Linked DNA regions of Homo sapiens: region 2 is linked to region 1. Evidence: read pairs that join two places in POLR2A ChIA-PET (ENCODE). Cell type or tissue: PC-9. All regions are shown on one strand. Region 1 has its middle 4.7 kb from the start of MARK3. Region 2 overlaps RCOR1 (REST corepressor 1).

The links. Peaks named below come from ENCODE experiments on the same cell type or tissue, not always from the same donor. Only the 100,000 strongest peaks of a DNase experiment are listed, where the experiment ranks them.
Region 2: POLR2A ChIA-PET joins it to region 1 with 10 read pairs; 1 of 35 experiments calls an interaction of 5 or more read pairs at or near these places.

What each region holds. Positions count from the first base shown.
Region 1 is chr14:103,379,453-103,381,952 of GRCh38, reverse strand. No RefSeq gene overlaps it. Among named protein-coding and RNA genes, the nearest start is that of MARK3, 4.7 kb to the left of the region's middle. In PC-9, no CTCF peak of the experiment used is centred here; a DNase peak (open chromatin) is centred at 992.
Region 2 is chr14:102,710,632-102,713,131 of GRCh38, reverse strand. It overlaps RCOR1 (REST corepressor 1), which reads right to left. Exons shown (of 12, transcript NM_015156.4): 7 at 2,119-2,197. Among named protein-coding and RNA genes, the nearest start is that of TRAF3, 66 kb to the left of the region's middle. In PC-9, no CTCF peak of the experiment used is centred here; a DNase peak (open chromatin) is centred at 1,051; H3K27ac peaks cover 1,802 bases.

The sequences.
Region 1 (2,500 bases):
CCTCCCATCTCTGCCTCCCAAGGTGCTGGGATTACAGGTGTGATCCACTGCGCCTAGCCACCTGGGTGTGTGAATTACAAGCAAAAAAGAAAAGGAGAGGAAGAGAAGAAACAGTAAAGTATTGTTCTGTCCAAAGGACTCTCTGTGGCCCAGAATTATGTGCATCTATGGTCTGGAAGGAATAGAGAGGAGGGTTTGGAAGTTGTCCTTGGAATGCCTTCTTCAATCCCTTTTCATATTTCTTGTTTCCTGTCTTCATATTAAAATAGTTTCTACCTTGGGGCCCCAAGCTGAAAAGATATAACTAAATTTACTAAGATGTATATGTGCATAAGCAATACTTACTTTCATGGCAAGAAGGAAGGCACCATGAGACATCAGAAGCTAGAGATAATCTAGCCCTACTATGTCCCTGTGGGACAGACGAGAAACTGAGTCTCAAAGCCATTAGGATAGCTGCTACCAAAAAAGCAGAAAATAACAAATTTTGGCAAGAACGTGGAGAAATTGGAAACTGTGCACTGTTGGTGGGGATGTAAAATGGTGCAGCTTCTATGGAAAGCAGTATTATGCTTCTTGAAAAAAATTAGAAATAGAATTACCATAGGATCTAATAATCCCACATCCAGATAGATACCCAAAAGAATTGAAAACACAGTCTCAAGGAAATATCTGCACAGTCATGTTCATGGCAGCATTATTCACAATAGCTAAAATGTGAAAGCAAACCAAGTGTCCATCCATAGATGAATGGCTAAACAAAATGTGGTATGTCCATACAATGGAATATTATTCAACCTTAAAAAGAGGGGAAATTCTGACATTAGCTACAACACAGATGAAACTTGAGGACATTATGATGAGTGAAATAAGTCAAACACAAAAGGACAAATTCTGTATGATCCCTCTTCTATGAGTTACCTGGAGCAGTCAAATGTATTGAGACAGAAAGCAGAATGGTGGTGCCAGTGGGGAGGAGGAAATAGAGAGTTCTTGCTTAATAGGGAGAGTTTCCGTTTGGAAAGAAAAGAGACATGAGGACAGATTGCACAACAGTATGAATGTACTCAATGCCACTAAACTGTACACTTAAAAATGGTTAAGATGGTTAAGATGGTTTTATGTTATATGTTGTTACCACAATTTTATTTATTCATTTTTGAGATAGGGCCTCACTTTGTCACCCAGGCTGGAGTGCCGTGGCACAATCACAGCTCACTGCAGCCTCAAACTTCGGGGCTCAAGTGATCCTCCTGCCTTAGTTTCCAAAGTAGCTGGGTCCACAGGCATGTACCACCATGCCTAGCTAATTTTTTGTATTTTTTTTTTTTTTTTGTACAGATGAGGGTTTGCCATTTTGCCCAGGCTGGTCTCGAACTCCTGGCCTCATGCAATGCTCCCACCTTAGCCTCCCAAAGTGCTGGGATTACAGGCAGGAGCCACTATACTCAGCCTGCAATTTTAAAAACAAATAAAGAAATGAAGTCAAAGCTTCAGAAGCTTTGTCTGAAGCTGCACAACTAGTTAGCAACAGAGCCAGAATGGGGGTCCAAATCTCCCAAGCTCCAGCAGACGCCCCCCATATACACTATCACCAGAAAGTATCTGGGTCCCCGATGGCAGCTTCAAGCACCTGCACTAGCAGTGAGATTGCCATCCTCCTGATTTCTTCTGCAAAAAAATAAGCACCTGCTTGTTGCACCCACTACAGTTGGGTTGTGTGTTACTGCCTAGCTTGATCCTAACCAGTACCATCATGCTAAGTGTCACATCTGCTGATCCACAGGCCTGTGCTCTCTGCACCACATCTAGTTTGGACGAACATGGAAAGGCTGCTGCAGGCTTGTCACCCCATCACAGCCCTCACAAACACAACTCCTCTACCAGAGAGTGGGAACTACTGGGACCCGGGAGCCATTCCTCAGTGTGTGTGTGTGTGTGTGTGTGTGTGTGTGTGTGTGTGTGTGTGCGTGTTTGTACGCAGATATGTTGCAGACCAAGAGCTGAACACTGAGAATATGTAAAGCCACAGAGATGGAGAAAAGCAGAGTGTGATAATTATGAGACATTGCAGTCATCATGCTTGGTGAGGGGAAAGAGGAGGGGCCGGGCAGTAGGTGTTCCTGGGACATTCCAGGTAGGCCCCAGATGCTTTGAGTCTTTGGGAAATATGAGGTCCATTTGGACTCCATGCCAGGCTGCTCCCCCCACACCGGGGATGAGGGCAGACAAGCTGCTATTCTTTTAATTTACCCTCCAGTCCCCTTCTTCACTCCAGCGGGGTCCTGTTGCCCTCTGTGAGCCCTGCTTCAAGGCCCAGAAGGCACCCCAGGAATTCTCACTTCCAAGATTGTGTTCCTGCCATTCACTCACCTGGAAAGGCTCCCCTGCCTGCCCAAAGCCTCCCTGCTGTTATGCAGCCATCCTCTCATCCTGTCCTCATCCAGGGTCCTTGTCCTTGTCCTGGCTTCTTCCCTGAAGACTCTGCAGACCAGCCCCC
Region 2 (2,500 bases), 670 kb after region 1:
AAATACAAAAATTAGCCAGGCATGGTTGCGGGCCCCTGTAATCCCAGCTACTTGGGAGGCTGAAGCAGAGAACTGCTTGAACCTGGGAGGCAGAGGCTGCAGTGAGCTGAGATCGGACCACTGCACTCCAGCCTGGGCAACAGAGCAAGACTCCATCTCCAAAAAAAAAAAAAAAAAAAAAAAACAATGATTTAGCCATTTTCTTTCTGAATCAGAAATTATATAAATAAGAATTATAAAAATGTATGAAATCAAGTGTTTTCTCTCATTTAAAATGTGCCACTGAAAAACCTAGTAAATAGCAATACATCAACACAAAGCTTAATAAAAACTACAACTACAATTTGATTTCCCAAACAATCTAATTTAGCTAACCCTCAGGATCTTATTTGGGCATTCATATAAATTATGCAGAAAAAAACGACCAATTTCCAATTTGGTGATATACAACCAAAAAAAAAAAAAAAAGCCTTAACAATGTATCTAGAACACGTTGACTCAACAATACAACTTCCAGGAATCGGTTCTAATGAAAAAAATCTATGAGCACAGATAGTGAGTTATGTGAGAATCAATCCAGCATTGTTTATAAAAGCAAAAAACAGGAGGAATAAACAACTGGGAAATCCACATAGGATAAGGTAACTCAATTATGAAACATTCATGTGACAGAATAATATATAGCTACGTATACAAATATATTTGACATAAAAAAAAATTCAAGGTCCAGCCTGGCCAACATGATGAAACCCCATCTCTACTAAAAATACAAAAAAAAAAACCTAGCAGGGCGTGGTGGCATGTGCCTATAATCCCAGCTACTCGGTAGGCTGAGGCAGGAGAATCACTTGAATCTGGGAGGCAGAGGTTGCAGTGAGCCAAGGTCATACTACTGCACTCCAGCCTGGGCAACAGAGTGAGAGACTGTCTCAAAAACAAAATAAAAAAAAATAAAATCAAGGGCTGGAGGTGGCTCATGCCTGTTATCCCAGCACTTTGCAAGGCCATAGTGGAAGGACTGCTTGAGCCCAGGAGTTGGCGGCTGCAGTGAGTCATGGTGCCACTGCATTCCAACCTGGGTGACACAGGAGACCCTGTCTCAAAAAAGAAAAAAGAGAAAAAAAAAATCAAGGTAGAGTAAATTTAAAAGGTTCTAAAAATTACAAAGCTTCCATTATATTATTTTTAAAAAGTGACTAGATTCAGAATTATGAATATACAGGCATATACATTTTACAGAAAGAGTTCTCAGGAAAAAGTCACCAAAAGGTTGACAGTGATTATGGATAATATTATAAATCACTTTAATTTTCTTCTTTCAGTTAGCTGTATTTCCTACCTTGTCTATAAGAAACATATATTACTGATGTCATTTTAAAGTTTAGATAAATTTAGACCCTTCTGTTTTTATAGGCTTAAAATAATAACTATTCTTATAATTTGGAGCAGAGAGAGAGAACTCTCTGAGAAATTTTTTTGAAACTATAGACTGTGTCTTTGGAAAAATACCTCTATGAACCTATGTAAAAGTTACATGCAATTGTAGAGGTTCACGAGCCCCCTGAATCCAGAAACTACAATCTCTTGTATAATGATTTTTTAAAATGATAAGATGAAACAGTCACCATGTGAGAGAGGATGGTCCTGGCTCCCCCTGGTGTGACCAAATTGCTGCTTCTGAGTAACAGGAGGGCTGTGCCGAGTCCCTGCCAGCTCCCTGCAGTCACCCCAGGCACGGCATGGGTGCCTAGGATGGGCAGACGCTGGGGCATCTATAGCGTGAATGGAGACCCTAAGGCTGCCTGGAATTCACTAGACCACTTGTTAACCTACTGAGCTAATGGCTTACGAAGAAAGTCAGTGAGGACTGCTGTTCTAGGGAACATCATTACTCATTAGTGCTATTTTCTATCCTTTAAGCCTTCCTTTATTCATATCTATTAGCAAACAAAATTATACAATCTATAAAGCAAAGACAGTATTGTTGAAAAATAGTCATATCATGCTGCTTTCCACATAGCACTTAATATATTAAGTAGAACAAGCAACATGAATGTTTTATTTATGAAACTAGTAATAAAATTTATTCGCCTAAACAATACTAGGGGGAAAAAATACCTCCTTTTTGCTTTCCTTGTTTTGATCAACCTCAATGTCAATGGGATTGTTTCCATTTGCCTCTTCCAGTTCATCCTCGCTGGAAGACAAGAACAAGTTACTGAATGATTATTTTGTACTAATTTTCCGAATACAAACGATAAATTGATTTAACTGAAAATTTTGTACTAATTTTACCAAATATAAATAATAAACTGATTTAATATAAAATTAGTATGTTTTCAGGCTGCTGAGATAAAAACATCTTTGTAATTCAAACAGAATACCAACTCCATAGTTCTTTCAGTCTAAGTGATGAGAAACTACTAAAATAGATTCCTAACTTCCCAATCCAGATCTAAAACACTATTGCTCTATATCTGTAAACTGAAAATATCAAAAT